2 separate regions of the Mus musculus genome follow, and region 2 is linked to region 1. The links are chromatin loops, found by intact Hi-C in ENCODE. Cell type or tissue: left cerebral cortex. All regions are shown on one strand. Each heading gives the region's core, and the rest is flanking DNA. Links, peaks and the distances in the headings are about the cores only.

Evidence for each region. Hi-C counts contacts between places; a loop is a spot of excess contacts. Peaks named below come from ENCODE experiments on the same cell type or tissue, not always from the same donor. Only the 100,000 strongest peaks of a DNase experiment are listed, where the experiment ranks them.
Region 2: it touches region 1 in a loop (2.4-fold over the local background); 2 of 42 quality-filtered maps call a loop at or near these places.

What each region holds. Positions count from the first base shown.
Region 1 is chr15:51,129,604-51,139,576 of GRCm38, reverse strand. No RefSeq gene overlaps it. Among named protein-coding and RNA genes, the nearest start is that of Gm34446, 53 kb to the right of the region's middle. In left cerebral cortex, for the core only: no CTCF peak of the experiment used is centred there; DNase peaks (open chromatin) are centred at 967, 3,227 and 4,040; H3K27ac peaks cover 245 bases.
Region 2 is chr15:51,199,238-51,209,234 of GRCm38, reverse strand. No RefSeq gene overlaps it. Among named protein-coding and RNA genes, the nearest start is that of Gm34446, 120 kb to the right of the region's middle. In left cerebral cortex, for the core only: no CTCF peak of the experiment used is centred there; DNase peaks (open chromatin) are centred at 2,306, 2,996, 3,712, 5,680 and 1 more place; H3K27ac peaks cover 2,440 bases.

The DNA of each region.
Region 1 (9,973 bases), core at 1-8,000:
TTTTTAATAGTGTATCTTAGAGAAGCTGGATATAACTGGATGTGAGCCAGTCAATCAATATTTAGTGACCAATTTGATATATTAGCAATACTTTCAGAGAAATGTGATTGCTACAAGCTTCGGACCTTTTCACAAAATAACTCCCCCTGACAATATTTGTAAACAAAACAAACCCATTGTTTCTAAAATTCAAACTGGAAACAATTAAGCAATGAATACAAATGGTAATCATTTTGAATAAAGAAAGTAACTTTGTGCCTGGCTACAGCCTCTAGCAGTGATTATTTTCAAGACAACTTCACTTATTCTATGCGTATATGTGTGTACCATGTGAACACAGTTGCCAACAGAGGCAAGAAAGGATATGAAATCTCCTGGAACTCGAGTTACAGACTGTTGTAAGCAGTCTAATGTGAACTCTGTGACCCAAATCTGGGCCTCTGAGCCATCTCTCAGGCCTCCTAACAACGATGGTTAAGTTACTGTATTGATGTATATTTCACACATCCCCCCCAAAAAAAAACCTGTGCTCTGACTCAACTGAACGGAACAATTGTCAGCTATAAGACATTTTTACATTCCTCATGCCAAATGACAGCTGTTTCCACCTCTGTGTAGCCATCAGTTTGTTTTCTGTTGTATAAGTATTCTTTCTCTGGACATACTTTAAGCACAGAATCTTATTATGTAACTCCTGTGCCTGAATTTTCTCTTTTCACTTGGGATTTATTGGGTTTCATCTTGACAATAACAGGCATTGTCTTCAGCTTATTTTCCTTGGCAAGTACTATTCCACAATAAGGATAATTTAATGTACCAGTGAATTTGAAATCATCTTTCACTGGACAGTTATAAGCTGTATAGGCTATTGAATGAGGTGGACATGTTTCCACATTCATCAGTTAACACACGTGTCCCTATAACTAAAAAGAACTGGAAAGCCAGTGACCCATGGGACTTACATTTAGGCAATTGTTCAAAAAGTACTTCCTGGGACCACGTTCTATATCATGTGCTCTGCTGCCCCTGATCAGGTGAGCAGAAACAAGGCCAAGAAACTGCTGGTCCTTGGGTAAGGTCTTTTAGCAGAGATGAGCTTTAAATAAATCAATAAAAACATCAGGTTGAAAATGAGGTGAGAGCTACCACACTAAGTTCATAGCACTGTGCAGCAAGGAGCAGATGCATCCAGGCAAGTCTGAGACTTGGGAAAGATTTTTCTATCAATGGTTTCATTTAAACTGAGATCTGAAGGACAAAATATTTGGACAGGTTTACTAAAAATAAGGAAGTGTTCTGTTCAAGAGACAGACTTGGGAAGGGCTGATGAGCACTGGAGCTGACAAGATGCTAGGGTAGCAGAAGTACAGGGTGCACAAGGAGCTGGGTAAGCGACAGAGGCCGGGCTGTGCAGTGCTTTGTGGACGTTGCTAGTGTTGGGGGTTTTAGCTTGCAGACAGAGATAGCCAGTGGAGTATTTAGAACAGAAAAAGCAATATGATAGCACTTTTTTTGTTCGAAATCAAAAAAAATTATCCTTGCTGTTTGAGAGAGAATAAAACACAGCCTTGGAAGATGGTTTAATGGCTAAGTTGCCTGCTGTACAAGCATGACGGTTGGTGTTCAGATCTCCTAGTATCCATGAAAAAGTTGTTAGTGCATATCTGTAATGTCAGAATGATGGAGGCAAATAAATCCTGGAGGCTCAGTAGCCAGCCAGTCTAATTGAATTGGGGAACTCCAGGTTTAGAGAGAGATCCTGTCTCAAAATACCATGGAGATTAATAGAGGAAGATGCTTAAAGTTGAACTGATCCCCGTGCTTATATGTACAAGAAAATGTAATCACCATAAACATATGGACAGGTATATACATATAATAAACACCAATAAACATTTACCATACATAGCATATACATACATATATATCATGGATACACATCACACACACACACACACCCATACATACATGCACACACCACATACTCTCTCTCTCTCTCTCTCTCTCTCTCTCTCTCTCTCTCTCTCTCTCTCTCACACACACACACACACACACACACACACACACACACACACACACAAGCCAGAGGTAGTACATGCACATGAAAATCAAAAGGGAGGATCAATGCATGAACCTTCTCCATATTGTAACAAATGAGTAGCATGAGCTCATATGCAATCTCTCCCCGATAACTAATGTGCCCACCACCTAAACTGTACCTACTACTGGTTAGAAGAAACTCTTCTGGGTAGTCATCAAAAATAATTATTTTGGAGAGATATTAGCATGCCGGGATCCATGGCTACATGGCGTTGTTTAGCATGTGATCCTCAAAATGTGAGATGAAATGCAATTGCCACTGTAACCATATGAGTAGGTGGGAAATTTAAAAGTTGGCTGGGTTATGGGAGTATTGCCTTTACCAGTGAATCAATACCATCATCAGGAGTAGGTTAGTTGGTACTGAGACGGATAAGGTTTCTTTGCTGTTTTGTAGAGTGTCTATTGTTATTATGTGTGACAAAGTGTATAGTTGGTGCCATGTTCTTGAACTTCCCAGCCTCCAGAATTAGGAGCTAAATAAACTTGCACTGTGTATAATTTGTGGAGGTCTATGGAATTCTCTGATAACAGTGGAAAATAGACTGGAAAAACACCTTTTGTGTTTGCTTCATGTTAGCTATGAGGTAAAATTAAACGAAATACTTAATGAGAAACAAATGGAATAACATTATGCTGTATATGTGAGTACATGTGATCTATAGATAAAATGAAATACTGCACAGCCATGAAAATGAACCAGGAATGCTGGTGTACATCCTTAACGCCAATACTTGATATGCAGAAGTAGAGGGATCACATTGCTTGACATGAGCCTGAGGTACAGAGTAAGGTTCATTTTCCAAACTCCAAGGATTGATGATCGGGTGGTAGACTGCTTGATTTGCATGCACAAAGTTAAAAACAGCATGGTTAGCTGAGGAAGAGGACACGGAGTCAAAACGGATGTTTAGATTCTGTATCAAAAAACGAACCTGGACTTCCACTTCCAGCTACTGGTGAAGCTGTTGGAGGAATGTTATTACATCAGGACTGCTCAACACCTGCTGAGTGATTTCCTCTTTCACCAGCCTTAAATTTGCTTCTCTCATCCCCCAACTCTGCAAAATGTAAGTGTTTCCCTCTGCTCAGGATGGTCTGGTTTTAGAAACAGATCCTCAGATGCACTGCTGACAAGTTTCCCAGATATGCTAGTTCCTCTGTTAAAAAATCTGCCAGCACCTTCTCCAGAGCAGGCAACCAGCATCTGGCCAGAGCAGACTTGAGAGCATTCTCCTTATTAGTGCTCTGTTTCTCCTTTTGTTTAGATGCTTAAAAGGCTCTGTTATTGAAGCATCCTTGAGCCAGTTTAGAGTTTATTGTGTGAATAGCTGCTCGCTACCACATTCATCAAAACATCTGAGTGGGTTTATACCAGCCATGAAATGTCCCTTTGCATTTTAACTAATGGATTAATGGTGCTAATAAACATTTGGGAAAAAGGAAGCAAACACGATAGGATGTTTATTAGACATACTTCTACAATCCTGTTAAAAATAAATGGAATCGTTTAATGATTGAGCGTGCTTGTTTACATTTCAAAGCTGATTAACTTAAATTTAATCTTTGTTTTCTTTCATCAGGTGCTTGCGGAGGTTCTCTGTCATTACTTTAATTAGACGCATTAATAAGTTTTCACGACATCTCTTCACAAGAATTCTATGCAAATTCAAGGAAAGAACCCAAATTGGATGAGGTAGAAGTCTTATTCCCGACATGTTCGATGAATTCTAGCTATTTTTTTTAACATCTTAAAAATTAACTCTGTGTTAATATCTGTTTTGAGTGCTTGCTAGATTCAGGAAGAAAGGGTGATCCATTAAGTTTCTATTTGGGTCTCTTCGTTTTGCCAGCGTTCCCAGGAGCAACTTGAGATCCTTATCTGCATTTCGTATAATGAACCTAAACACTGTGGTGTGGAAAATAAAGAAAAAAAAATTAAACGAGCACGGGTTTGCTTTACAGGAGAGAAAAACACACTGCACTCATACCCATAACACAATTCCATTTTAAGGACAGGTTCATTTCTTATTTTATCTCGAAGGATCATAAAAGAGAACTCAAAGTTCCTTTCTGATTTAGCTATTTCTCTGGTGCCAGATGAGTCCTTACAAGCTTTAGGGAGCTGAACTGTAGTGTAGCTCACTCACTGAAGACGGTGAAGGGGTTGCATATTCTTCAGTTTATAAGTTAGAATAGATATGAAAACTTTGCAAAGATAGCTTTTTGGTTTTTATTACATTTGGCGAATCTGCAACACAGGAATTCATGGATTGATGTATACGTGTTTAGAAACGTGCAGAGGCCATTGCAGTACTGAGCAGTTTAAAGTCTGAGCTTTAGAGTTTCTTTCCTGTTATTGGTGGGAGTTTCATAACTTGATGTGATTTTTTTCCTTTCTTTGGACATGGCTTTTCCTTACACACTTACATAGTGCTTTGAACATAGACTAAGGTTAATCAACATAAAAGCAGTTGAGTCTATCAGCCTCAAGTTTAAGACTCTTAAGAAGCATTGTATAATAAATGACGTCTATTAAAATGGTCTAATTAGTTTTAAGTATTTAACCAGCATTAACAGAGAGATTCAAAACTCAACCTACCTCGACTACATATTAGCTTATAATGACTTAGGGATAATCAGCTTTTCCCAGATGGCTTCACAAGGGAGAGAGGAAATAAAAATAAAACAAGTTTAAGACCAGGTAACTAATTATACACGGATTATTTGTAAACAGTTTCTCTTCTTGGAACAAAAGAAATAAGCTTACTGGAACTGAATCTAAGCTCCCAGGCCTAAACCCAAAACAGACGCATTTTCCTAGAAGAGTGGCCTTATATTCTGGATGAATAATGAGTAACACACTAAGCTAGGCAGTGATAAAAACAAACTGATATTTACTGCAGCAGGTTGAAATTGTCATATTCTGGGGGGTAGGGGGTACAGCCAGAATGGAATCTGTTAACTTTTAGATCTCTGTTTGGTTCTTGAGCCTGAACGCAGAGTAAGATGTTAGGTGTCGGCAGCCCTGTGTCTGTGCCATGCCCTTTCTCTTCTAACCCATTCTGAAGGCCACGGAAGATGAAATTGGAGAAACTAAAAATTCACTCCGTATTTCATATCTTCTCTGGTAATGGTCTGAAAGCTACTTTGGAGTACTGTTTACTTGGAATCCGACCTGCTTACTTTGGAGCAAATTCTGTGTTCTTAGAACCTGTTTCTTCCTTGCCTTCATATTAATTAAAATCTAGTAGCCGCTGTTTGACTAGCTCTCCATTCCTCTCAATAGTTCTTAGAAAGAGGCAACTATAGGAAGGTTCAGACTTAAGAAAGCCAAGTGATTAGCGCAAGTTCAAAAGCAGGACTGTAGGGAGTCAGGAACAAGGCTGCCTGTCTGACTCCACTGCTCCATGCTTAGCACCCACGTATATGAGTGAAATACCTATTAAAAACAATTTCAGAGACAGTGAGGACACTCATATATAAAGATGGCAGAATGCAGGAGGCCACCCTCATTCGTTTCACTAAAACACCTCTGATAGCTAGGTGTCCTTGGTCCCCTCAGTTATGTCTGAAGGGCTTGGCAGTGGTGATGGGCTTGCTGTTGGTGTCCATGTGATTTTGTTGTTCAGAGGCAATATCCTTTTACAGGGATGTGTTGGAAATACTACCCATCCCCCAGAGGTCATCTGTGAAGTATAACAGAGTACATTATCGAAGTCTAAGAAACAAACAAATGAAACAAAACAAAGACAAAGTAAAAAACCAAGGGTTTTTAGGCATTTGAGCAGCAACCTAAGTCAGCCCGTGCTATGTGACAGCAGACAACTGTGCTAAGGACTCAGTATATTTAGTATGGAAAGGCTTATCTATCTTTTTTCACTAACCTTATTTACTCCTGTTTCTTCTTTGTATTTTATTACCATTTTTCTCTTCAGGTTTCCAAACTGATACATTGAGAAAGCAGGACAAGTGGTTCCTGACTTCTTTAGAGATGCTTCTCCTTGACTATAGCCTCACCAAGTGAGCCATCCGCAGTTTTCACGTATGCTTCCTTTGAAAGCAATAGATACCAGAGAAAAAGCCATTAAGTTGAGCTAGTTCAAAGTGGATATCGAAATAAATATTCAACAGGCCACTTATTTTTGTCCATCCCCTCCCTCCCCCTGCCAGTTACACAGCCAAATTCACTTCATATGTAACTTTTGTAGAGGGGTTGTAGTAAGGATCGATTTTGGTAAAATGGTCTATGTCTTTAATAATCATAAGATATTTGTCAGATTCTTGCTGGACAATTGGTATTTTTTGGATGCTCTGTAATATGACTATCCTTTTGATTTTTCTCTCCTCTGTTTCTAATTGCTGGGATACATCCAAGCTTATGGGCGTTCTAAGAAAATGAATAAACACTACAGCCAAATAACACTCAAAAACTGAATACTCAACATGAGTAAAGGCATAACAAAAATTATAAATCAAAATGGGGTCGAACGTATCAAGCATCATAAAAATTCAGAAAATAGCATAATATTTTAATCAATCAAATGTTTGAGGCTCATCTGAAACATTGTTCTTATACTTTTGGCTATATATTTTTAATTGTCTCTTTTATTTACTAAGGAGTTTACTGTTTTTTCTTATAGTGAATAAGAACATATTTCTTTCTCTAGCACAGTTGATCATTTTTGTTTCTACTGCTAATAGAAGAGTTCCAGCTATAATACTTGACACAATAAATGTTATATGGCATGTATATGTGTTAAACATGTAACATTTTTCCATATTTAAGCCACACATTTAGAACATTTTTCATACACTAGCCCCTGTCTCCTGACAGTAGTGCTTGTTGGAACTGTATGTTTGGTATTACTGAATATTTTAAGAGTACCCTTAAGTGCGCAGTTTGTATGAAATATTTGACATTTTCTCCTCCTACTGTTACATGTTGGCAGTGTTCAGATTTTTGAGAAATATTGTGTGGATGGAGACTGTTGGTCTTCCCAAAAGAAAATGAAAATTATTTTCATTTTACTTAATATGTACACTTACGTTATAATTTGGAATTTTTATTATTCATACATAGAAACCATATATACTGCTATATTTGGACTGGTGTTTCTGCTCAACATTCATGTTTTAATGTGTGAGTACAAGTCTACTTAAAGCATAGAGGAGTGAAAGGTGGTTACCTTGTCTGATGGATTGGCTCTGAAGGGTGGGGCATTCCTACCAAGGTCAGAGTGAAACTCAGTAGAGGGCAGAGCTACAATTATTCCCCCATGTTCCCAAGTCCAAGCAGAGCTTTCAAACGTCACAGCCTGCTTTAAAGCATTCTTAGAGAATCAAAGAATAAAGGAATTCTCTTTATGTGATAAAGAGTATCTACTAAAGAATTACCAGCTAGCATTACACCAAAAGGGAAGCTACTGGATGTGCTTGTCTGAGGTCAGGAAGGATGCACACAGAGATAGATCAGGAAGGATGCACAGGTATTTGGTCACTGCTTTCTTGTTCCGCAATGGTGAGATTCAGCTGGGAGATCCATCTGACTCCATCTTCTCAATTTCATTCCTGCTTTACCCTGAAGTTCTAATCGGATAGCTTAGCTCTGAGCTTTTAGATCCTGGTTCAAATAAATGTTCCCTGAGGAAAACTATCCATCCCAGAACACAAGAATAAAACATAAAAATCTTTAAAACTGCTTCCCAGAGTGTTCCCAATTTTATGCGTTTTCTGCTTGTACCGAGTCTCCATTGATTTTGGTTTCTGATGTCTTCATTTTCTATTTTCTTATTTCTTCTTTATTTCAGTAATTAAACAACCAATTATTGTACCAGATGATTTCATAAACAAAAACTCGAAAACTATATTAAGCTGCAACTAAAATAATATGAATTTAACGTTATATTGTGTTCTATTCCGGTTTTCTTCTGTTTTGATGGGTTTTAATAAAGGACAGCAATAACATGAATGATATCTTAAGTTTCTTACATCATTGCTGTGTGAGTTACCTACCTCTATATGACTCCTTTTCTAAGATGTTGTACATAGAAACCACTAGCATTTTGTGATCCTGTAGTTTCTGTGGGTGATGGATACTAGGCGGGGTGGTTTCCCTGATATAGCAATCAGGACATTCTTCTGAGCTGCAGGCTTCGAAGATTTGACTACTACTAAAGGATTTGCTCCCAAGCTCATTCAAGTGGCTGTTGACAGGAGGTCTCAGTGCCTCAGACTTGTGACCTACAGGCCTCTCTTCAAGTCAAGTAGTCAACTTCCTCCAGAGCAGTGACATGCCATCATTGCTGCTGCCCTGTTCTGTTCCTGCAGACCAACTGCAGTATGAAGTTGGATGAATGCCATGTTGACAGATAGGGAAATCTTGCAAGTCATTTTGTCGGGAGGGTTTGGGACAGGACCCTTCCCTGTAACCTACTGCCAGCCTCACACGTATAATCAATCTGTCTCAGCCTTCTGAGTATGAGTACTGGAGGCATCAGGTCTGACCCGTATTTCATTGCAATGACTTTCACTCTGGAAAAATAAACAGAAATAGATAAAGCCAAGAAATGTATTATAATTTGTACTATCATAGCCTAGCAGTTTTTATAAAACTTGGACAACAATTTTCCAATAAGTAAAGTAGGACGTATAAGTGTATATGGCCAGATCATTTAAACAGGAAGAGTCTGTATTAAATTCCAAGTAATTTATCACATTGATGTTAAAAGAGAAGTGGTGTAAAGTCTCACAGTCTTTTAGACTAAATTAAATGTATAGTGGTCGGTGTGCAAAATTTCATCCTTTCAGTCCAAACGTAAGCAAGGAACTCTGGATTTATTTTGAATGAATTAACTCTACTCAAGCCTGGAGTCCAGCTACTGCCTCAGCAGTAATGAAGTGCTAATCTCACGGGTGTGCTGTTTTGTGAGGCAGCCCTCCCGTTTCCTGAGTGGATAAACAAGGAATTTGAAAGCCCAAGAGCTTAATCTATCAAGGAACTGACATTTTCTTATAAAAAAAAAAAGAGCAGACCTACCTGTTTTGGCTATTAGTAAGAGTGAAAATTGCTACAAAGTGAAAGAATGTATCATTTTTAAAAATAGGCCAAGTCCAAGGCTGAATAGAGAGAGTCTTTCTTAGACTCATAGTCTAAAATTGAACACTGTTTGTGGATTCAAAATCAACACATTTACCTACTTGTCAAACACTTTCTACCTGGTAAGACTCCTCTGCTTAAGAATGTAAAGTCATTAGTTGCAAAGCTGAATGGAGCTACAAGCTCTGGTCCACTCAGGTTCCTGTCTGTCACACTATGGATTTCACAGATGTAGAAAACATTCTTGAGGACTGAGTAACTTGTTCAAAGCTAATAAGAGAAGATTGGCTAAAAAGACACAGTTTATATCTCAACTGGCCTAGAATAGAGTCCCATGTGACCTTTGGAGATTTGAGGTCCACATATTTAGATTGTTTCTCTGTAATCAATGAAAAGACTCTCGATCGAATTCCTAAAATCAACAAATAGGATCTAGGCAATTGCATTGCATTTCAAAAATGATTCTGGTCTGTTTAGGAAAAGTATGCTATGACAACGCAGCCTCGACACAGTCTGAATTTTCAAATTGCCCCAAACGTCCATGTGTTAATCAAAGTTCACAGGTAAAAATATAAAGAGGTGGTGCCTCTTTATATGGGAAGGAGATCAGGTGATTAGCCTTCATGCATGGAATTAGCGCATTTGTAAAAGGCTCAAAGGACTTGTGTTCTTCCTCTGTACTCTCTGAGGACATGATGAGATTGTATGAGAAGTTGCTTTATGGGAAAGGAACTCTCAGGAGACATCCAAGTTGCTGGTAACCCCTCTTGGACA
Region 2 (9,997 bases), core at 1-8,000, 70 kb before region 1:
TGTAAAATAGCAAAATAATAAAAATTTGATAACTTGAAGACATGTACTTTATGCCCTAGGAAAGCCACTAAAATATTTAAAAGATATTTAAATAACAATTAATATGAAAAAGCATAGTACTGTGGGTAACATTCAACAGACACAACACAAAATAAATAACAAATTAAAAATGTGGGAAGGAAAGAACCACACGAAACAAACTCCGGAGTATACTTACACAAAATAAATAGACTTCAGGGTTCAGCTGTCTTTTGTCCACAAGACAAAGATAAAACAGCAAAGTTTTAAATGTCTCATAGAAAGTTCTGAGAAAAAGCTCTGTTTGACCAAAAGAAAGCCCTTGATCCTGTCTAATGTGGAGGAATGAAGTACTTGGGAGAAGAGACATCATTACAAAGGAGAATATCACATAATGAAAGTACCAGTTCCCCAACAATATGTCACGATAGCCAATGTACACTGATGGGTGAACCACATGACCTCAAAATGCACAGACTGAGAAGTCACAAAACTCAGATGGGGTATTGCAAACAAAAGTAGTCGGAGATGTCCGTCCTACTTTTAGTAACTAATAGAATTAGTAGCAAAACAATCGAACAAACAAAAAAGGCCCCCCCAAATCAGAGGAGACAGAATGAACAATGTCAGGACTAAAAGAAGATACAAGACAAAATTGTTATAGACAACTGAAGAACAGTAAAAAATGACTCTAATCGAACGGTATACTGGCAGTGGACTTGATCATAATAATAAATGCTGGCAAGAACAAAGAGCAGTCGTAAGGTCATATGTTATCTTACTGGTGGAATATAAAAATGATACAGATGCTGCAAAAAATTATCTGTTAGTTTCTTAAAACATTAAATTAAATGTTCTTATAAAATATTCTAAGCATTGTTCCTCTGGGCGTATAGTCCTGGGAAATGAAAGTTTTACTCATGCAAAAACTTTTATGTGTATACACATACAGGTTCTACTTACAGTGTTTTAATTATATATAAGAAGCAATGCAAGTGTCATGAAATTGTTAATGAGGGGGAACTGTGTGGTTCATTTGTAAAATGGAGCAGTATTCAACAAGGGAAAGAAACAGGTTGCTTACTGGGGCATATGGGAACAGAATGAACTCTAAATGTTTACTGCTAGATGAAAGAAGACAGATATGGAAGGCTACTAAAGGTGAGGTTGTATTCATATGATATGTGACAACTCTTAACACTATAGAGAATCATAAACCAAACCTGTGCTGATGAAACTATACATTTATGTCTGTGGTGTTCACAACTGTTTGGAGTAGAACTCTCCAAGTGGAGATGTAGCTCTAAACACTTTTCAGAAGTGTGTGTTTTTCTGTTGGACAAACATATGTAAACCTTCATATCAAGAAGATGGACATGTTGTAGATGAGAAAGGTGTGCAGGTCACACATTTCAAGGAGTAGGGAATAGTAAATGCTTAAAGGAGCCCCATGGTTCTGGGTTGGAGTTGTGGAATTGTTTGAGTAGACTGAAGTTAGTAACAAGTGGGGCCTTAGCTCTATCCACAAAGAAGAATAAGAAGAATTGGCAATAGCCAGAAGCAGTAAGGTATACCTAATGTCCAAGTCATGGTTTGTCAATATCAGTCTCTTATAAAGAAAAATGTGTTATTTGGAGAACTGGTTGATTCTAAGATTTGGAATAATCTTGGAGCATCTTAGGATACCAAGCACCAGAGGTGGAATAGAAAGAAGGAAACAAGAGAAGAATGAACATAGGAGGGAGAGGGGATGATGAAAAAAGGGAGGAGGCATGGAGGGAGGAGGGCAAGACACTTTCATGTGATGCAGAATTTCTGGATTAGACTGTAGAAAAGAACAGGAATATTCATGGAAAGCTGTTAAAGTTCAAATAAATTATGAAAGGTATGTGGAAAATTTCTGTACTGACAAGCTTCTTTAGGTCTAAAATTATCTCATTATCTTCAAAAGCAGTTAGCATTCACATTAAAAAAGAAAGATTAGCATACAACTTATAAACCCCAGAACGGATTCTTCCAGACTGCCAGTCAGTTAAGGAAGGTTTGGGGGTATAGTTTAATCTAAAAGTGCCAAAGAAATTATTGGGCAATGAACTGCATAAGTTGTTGAGAGCATTGTTGTCCCTGAAGAACCTGAAAGACAGGGTATAAGTCAACAACTGCCTTGAAGGACAGAGGCTTGATTTTTTTTTTTAAGGAAGCCTGGGAGTTCTCTCTGAGCATTTAGCCACATGGAAGATTCCAGAAATAACTTCACACTGTGATTTAGCCTGTGCATTTGTATGTAGGTTAATGGAAGTCTCCACCGTTCAACTGCAATGTCTTATAGTCAAACGTAAAATTTGGAAACATTAAAAGGAAGCACACATCAGGAAATCTTGGTTATGAATTGAATATACACAAGGTTTTATATTTTCCCCCTTATTCATTACAGTCCATTTTAAGCTCAAGTGGTTTCCCATCTGGACTAAGAAATTGCACTGCTGAAATGTTAATGCTTTTTTTTTCTTGCTATTGTTTTATTATAATTCATTTTGAAGAGGTTTACAATCTAGCAGATTAGAAAGTCTACTGAATTGACAGAGCTCATGCGTTAAACAATTGATTCTTCTGAGGGGGTGGAAGCTACCAATGGAACAATCTGGATATCAGCAGGTTTTTTCCCTCATGTGACAAAATCCGTAAGTCTTTGATTGTTTTTCCTAGCCTGATTTTATTTTTTAGATTTTTTTCCCCTCAGTTTGATTCATAAAAAAAAAAAAAAAAGCTGCACCAGGAAACAATCTAACTTTGCAGCAGAACCTTGACCCAGGAGTTGAGGGGGTATTCCATTTCTGATTCAGAGAGTAATTCCATAGACTGCTCTCTTCATTTTCCATTTCACTTCTAGTCTCTTTTTCTCTGTTAATTTTCTTCTTGGAAGCTTTGCAGCTGAAACACAGGTGGGCGGGTGTGGAGGTTGTGGTTTCCTTTTCAGGGTTCCGTCTACATTGCTTTAAATCTCCTCTGATTTGAGCAGCCTGTCTGATCCTTTTAGTATTTATGTTAAGGGTGGACACAAAGGACTATGGTAGCCCAGAGAAGCAGATTGTTAAAAGTAGGTCTCATTGTCTGCAGAACTGTGAAAATGATAAATGACTAAGAATAAATACTTTATGTTGTTCGAACTACTGCGCTCTTATTATTTTAAATGATAATACAGCTAGCCTGTGATTGAGTGAGCTTTTTTATTTTTTCACTCAGAGAATTAGTCAAGATCTAGTTACATAACCAAGGCAAGAGAGGGAAAGGCCGATTGAGGAAGAGCAGAAAAGGAAGGGAAAAAAGTTGCTGGTTATTTTTCAATTGCTGTTGTTAATTCAATTGTAAAGTTTGAATTGAATAGGAAATATTCTCCTAACAAATGCATAGTGATTGCTTCATGCAGGAGGATGAACTTTGCTATGGAGACAAATGAGTCAAAGTTCATTTTTAAAATTGTGCCTACGATAATTATAGTTCCTATCCTTAAGGACCACGGGTAAGATAGGGTTTTTTAAAACCTTCCCCATTTTGTAATAGTTGACATTTCCCACAGGCTTCATCTTGATGAAGAATATAAAGCTTCCTCTGCCTTTATACCCTCCACCCAGTCTGGACCCCGATGTTCGCTCCATCAGCAGTCTGTGCCACACAGCCTTTGCTAAGAAGGTTTATACGGATTTCATAGGATTTTCAGCAAATGAAGCTGGTACTTTTCTCTACTACATGGATCATTCTTTTCTTCTCTTTCATGCTTTTGTAGTATGGTGTGCAAGGCACATGTTCAGATAGTAGTCTTCTGACTCTGCATTAAAACACATCTGTAGAAGTCAGTTGGAACCATAAAAAAAACACACTAATAGTAAGCCAGTAATGACCACAATAGTGACCGCTCTCCTGTCGGTACATCCATTCTGTACTCTCAATAGCTACTTCCTTGTCAAATCTTCTTTGTGACTGTTCAACATGCCCATTGTCATGGCCAGTTGAATTTAGGTCACTTGCAGGATCATGGGTAAAATTATACACATAATTTATTAGATGAATTAATATTAGCTAAATGAGAAAATACAGAAATTATTTTTAACACAGGATTATTCTAATCCTGGAGTATACTGAGCCCTCTCAACAATTTAATACAAAAAAGGCAGTCATATGCACAAAATATAAGGTGATTTTTGTTTAAGTGTATATTTTTAATATAGCCCCTTTCAATTCTGCACTCCATTTCCAGTCATTGTAAGCCTTTTTTATTTTGATATAAAAAGCACAAAGAAACAAGAAAGAAGAAAGAAAGAAAGAAAGAAAGAAAGAAAGAAAGAAAGAAAGAAAGAGGGAGGGAGGGAGGGAGGGAGGGAGGGAGGGAGGGAGGAAGGGTGGAAGGTAGGAAGGAAGGAGGGAAGGAAGGAAGGAAGGAAGGAAGGAAGGAAGGAAGGAAGGAATAGAAAAGAGAGCTATATAGGTTTTACATCTTTTAGGTGACATGTTCCATAAACCTTAAATCTGATGAAAATTTTTGTGAGTTTCTAGTATAGCTATTTATATCATTCTAATGAAACAAGACTGGAAGTTCAGAAGAGTAAAATCATATTGTATTAGTAAAAGTGTCACTTAGAAAATTTATGTTTAATATATAAATTCAACCAGATGCTTCAGACATCATGATTTAACATAATGACGGTAGGTTAGACAAGAACCACACCTACATAATTTCCCCAGATTTGTCTTTATTGGTTCCAATTTGATACTTTAAGGATTTATTAGACTTGTTTTAGACATAGTTATGTTTAATATAGATGAAAAAACTCCAGAGAAAGAGCAAGCAAAGCATCAATTTGTACATTCAAAATGTATGCTAACGATAGCTAGAATTATGATGTAATCACAAAAGTATGGTAAGAAAACAGAGAAGAGGAAAATAAAAGGCCTACTTCTCCTCTCTTATGTGTTGTGGTGGAGAACATTACAGTAAATACTTGAAACCTTACTAAGAATGAAAGGAACCCAGAAATGAAATTGAATACCCAGAGAGAAGGGCTGCTTACTTCAGGCTTCTCTTGTACTTGATTACTAAAGGAAACTTAATGGACATGGGCAGACAACTTTTTACCACACTGTATATGGATGTAGTTCTGAACATACAATATTTCATAACACGTTCAAGAGAAGAGCATCATCCAAAAGAGAGGAACTATTTTAGAAAGAACACTCTGGAAAGATAAGATTCACCTATAAAAGTTATCATTTTTAGATGTGTATGGAAGTACAGTTATAACATACAACACATTAAACATATTATAACATACAACAAATTAAAAATAATGCCTCTTTTTGAAATAGACTTTTAGCCAGATTGGTATGCATATGTGCACGTGTGTGAGTATGTATGTGTGTGTGTGTGCATGTATGTGCATGTGTGTGTGTGTGTGCATGTATGTGCATGTGTGTGTGTATGCATGTATGTGCATGTGTGTGTGTGGTGGTGGTGGTAGTCTTTTACTATATGGAAGAAGCTCATGCTGGCCAGCATGGGCAAAGAAAGAAGGTGACCCCTTCACTGTGAGTCTGTGGACACAGTCTAACTACATCTGCTCAGATACTGCCATTGCTTCCAACATTGATGTTCTCAAATGGGTAATGTGGATCTGAGCCAGAGGACGGCTGGCTCTTTTCAACATTGCTAGTTGCTAAGGAAAGAAAATGATTTTTTTAATATAAATTTTAAATATAAAATTTGAGGATCTTCCAACAAAATCCTACATCTGTGACTGAAAGAGGCACTCGTTTCACAAGAAGATAAATAAATGAAGGCTGTTGTAAACTAAGAAAAATAAGCATGGGGCCTCTGCTTAGGTGACACTTTCTCTGAATTTTGATTTGACTGTTTTGAGAGCACTTTGAGGTTCACAGAAAAACTGTGATGTCCCATGTACACCCCAAGTGTGTAGCCTTTGCCACTGCCTGCATCGCCACTGAAGGAGCACATTTCTTTTTTTTTTCCTGGTATACATATTTATTTGTTTTTTTTTCCATTTTTTATTAGGTATTTAGCTCATTTACATTTCCAATGCTATACCAAAAGTCCCCCATACCCACCCACCCCCACTCCCCTACCCACCCACTCCCCCTTTTTGGCCCTGGCGTTCCCCTGTACTGGGGCATATAAAGTTTGCGTGTCCAATGGGCCTCTCTTTCCAGTGATGGCCGACTAGGCCATCTTTTGATACATATGCAGCTAGAGTCAAGAGCTCCGGGGTACTGGTTAGTTCTTAATGTTGTTCCACCTATAGGGTTGCAGATCCCTTTAGCTGAAGGAGCACATTTCTAACAGTTGATGAATCTATCCTGACATGTAGCTGCCACTTCACCATGGTGTACATCACAGTCATCTTTCCTGGTGTGCATTTTGCAGACAGACTTTCTGTGATTAAACGAGCATGCCTTACAATTTTCTGCACAGCTTTCTGTAGCACTTTCCCAGAGTGCTTCTGAAGATTAAATGAACTAATGTTACATTTGCATAGTATTAAACACCTTGCTATTCCTAGTTAGACTTTTCTTTTTAAAATCTCATATAAGTTATCTTTATGCTATTAGTTTAAAAAACAAATACAAATCTTCACATTAGTATTTAATAATTTAATTACTTTCCTCTGAGGCTAATAAAAATCTAAGCTTCTAGTGTTTATCTCTCTTTCTCTCTATTTTGTTTTGCAAGCTAAAATGATAGATTAGCACTCAGTAATTCTTAGGGAAAAAATGAGCAGTTGGTGGTGTGGTCTTTCCAGACCACATGGCATGATCTCTGCAATACAGGACATTTTTCTAAGATGCAGCCAAATCTTTGTTATGGAATGAAAGTGTCAGCAGTGCCAGGAGTGAGTTCCAAAGGACACAGGCCATCAGGATATGACCTTTTTCTGTGTGAACAGTGACAGCTAGATGGATTCTTGTGGGCCATTAACTATGAACCATGAGATAGACCTCAATGGTCTTTTAAGATCAATAGTGTCATTAGAGGAGCACTGTTATAGGATGTAACTAATCTTTTGGGCAGTATGTTTTGAATTTTATATATTTCGCATCTATTATCACTTCCTTTTAAATCATCTTTATTAAAATATAGCTCAGTTCATATTCAGTCCATGCCCTTAACACATCTTACCCAAAAGTTCTCATTATGACTAAGTTGGACAACTATCAGTCTAATCAAATCGAGACTCCCATCATATATTAAAGGAACTCAATAACAAAAAGTAGTTATGAAGTGTGCCTCAACATTTCTAACTCCTTTACCTCAAATTTCCCTACTTTTGCACGTCCTGGTAATACCTTATGGGATTTTGAAACAACCAATGCCATTACTTTATCATTCTGTTAGCATTAAAATATTGAATTCATTAAGCATGAAAAAACGAAGTGATCCATCCAATGTATGGCTGTGAGCATCCACTTCTGTATTTGTCAGGCACTGGCAAAGCCTCTCAGGAGACAGCTATATCAGGCTCCTGTTAGCAAGCTCTTGTTGGCATCCACAATAGTGTCTGGGTTTGGTGGTTGTTTATGGGATGGAACCCCAGGTGGGGCAGTCTCTGGATGGTCATTCTCTGCTTCGAACTTTGTCTCTGTAACTCCTCCCATGGGTATTTTGTTTCCCCTTCTAAGAAGGATCGAAGTATCTACATTTGGTTTTCCTTCTTGAGTTTCATGTGTTTTGCAAATTGGTCCCCAATGAAGGATCTAAAGAAAGTATCCAAGAGCTGAAGGGGTTTGCAGCGCCATAGAAGGAACAACAATATGAACTAACCAGTACCCCCAGAGTTTCCTGGGACTAAACCACCAATCAAATAAGAAACATGGTGGGGCATCATGGCTCTAGCTGCCTATGTAACAGGGGATTGCCTAGTCGGTCATCAATGGGAGGAGAGACCTTTGGTCCTGTGAAGATTCTATGACCCAGTATAGGAGAATGCCAGGGCCAGGAAGAGGGAATGGGTGGGTTGGGGAGCAGGGAGAGGTGGATAAGGAGGGGGAGAGGTGGATAAGGATAGGGGATTTTCGGAGGGGAAATTAGAAAAGGGGATAACATTTGAAATGTAAATAAAGAAATATCTAATAAAAATAAATAAAGAAAAAAAAAGGAAAAGAAAAGACGAAGTGAGCTCATGAGTTCATAGATCATACCAATCATCAGGGGCAACCTTTGTCCTTCAGCGCCTCAACAGACTAAAGGAAGGAAGTGGAAAGAGCTTCATTGCAATCTAGCCCCTAGAGCTTTTGTTCTGCTTCTGCTAGTATGTACCTAACACTGGGCAATTAGCAGCAGCTAGTGTCAAAGCACATGAGCTCAATGTGGTGGCACACACACCTGTAATCACAGTACTGGGAGGGAAAAGCATGCAAATCTTTGAGTTTATGACCAGCCTGGACTTTAGAGTGAAATGCAGGGCAGTCAGAACTAGAGAGAGACACTGTCTTGAAAACCCAACAAACAAACAAGCAAAATAAAACAAAAAAATCACTTAGAATGCTTTCAGTGTTCCAGATAAGTATGAATATAAACATTTTTACATTAGGACTTTCTAAGGGAGAGTCCTAATGCGCGTATTTCCAGTGGGAGTATTATTTGAGTGACTTAAAAACTATGAGTCTTTAAACTATCTTGATTTTCCCCTGTATTTAAAAAAGATAAAGTTATTAGTCAAAGTCTTTTAAATATTCAGAATGGACCAAGTTCCTTAATAAGTACCTTTATCTAAGTAAATACAGTGAATTCATTTTTTTTTTTAAAGAGCCTTACAGTTTGTATGGATAAAGAATAAATTTTTTTCCAGGACATCTGTAATTCTGCCTGATGTGGGGGAGAATTTCCTAACAACTGGTCAGGCTTCTGAAAAATCTTTAATTATTATATACTGATTATGGATAGCAATGGATTTTATTCTGACATTTTTCGTCTATATATAAAATGTGATCTGATTTAATTTATTCCCCGGTCTCTCTTCTCATCCCATTCCATTTCTTTCTTTCCTATACAGTTCCCCTCCTACATTCATCTCTGTTGTTCTTCCTTCTTTTCCTTTCTTCTTCCTTCCTCACCTCATCTCTCCACACATCCCTATCTCCCCCTCCTCCTCCCTCTCTGTCCCCCACTCTCTCTGATCCAATGAGTTTAATTAGCACTGCTTACAAGAGTATATGTGAGGACAACTTTCCAGTGGTTATATGAAGCAAGTGACTTGTCCTTTCCAGGGAACCAGAATCTATTTATAGTTATCCAGCAAGGAGTGGTTATAACCTTGTCCTTTTCCCCATCACCCCAGTGCCTGAGTGTTGACTCGGAGGCTAGTTATTTATTTAAAAAGGTGTCAGACATAAACTAGGCTTATTCCCCTACTAGCTCATAACCCCCTTTAAACTATTCTTTGTCTGCCACGTGACTTGTTACCTGTTCTTATTTCCATACAATGGATAAACTTCCTTCCAGTAGAGGTGACAAATCTTCCTGGTCCTATCTCCCAGAATTCCCCTTTCTCTACCAGAATTCCAACCTTCAAATTCCTGCCTGTTGCTAATAGGCCATCAACCTTTTAATTGACAGGTGATGCTTCCCCACAGTACCGAAGAGATTATTACCTCTCCAGGTGTAGCTGCAGGAGCTCCACCATAATCCTTTATGGATCACTGATAACTGCAATTCCATGCAAGACTTGTGAGAGTAACCTCAGCTGTTTTGAGTTCAAGAATAAAAAGACCATGTCATATCCAGAAGAAAGCATCTCGATAAAGTCTGTTCAGTGAACAGAAAGTTCACCCCCTCTCCACCAATAAGTCAAGTGATAGATTAGTATACTACAAAGGATATTAACATTTCTCAGGTAACAACATTTGAAATCAATTTTTGGTTAAGTTATTCTTTTCCTTTCAAAAAATGGAATAACTGTATAGCTCCATTGAA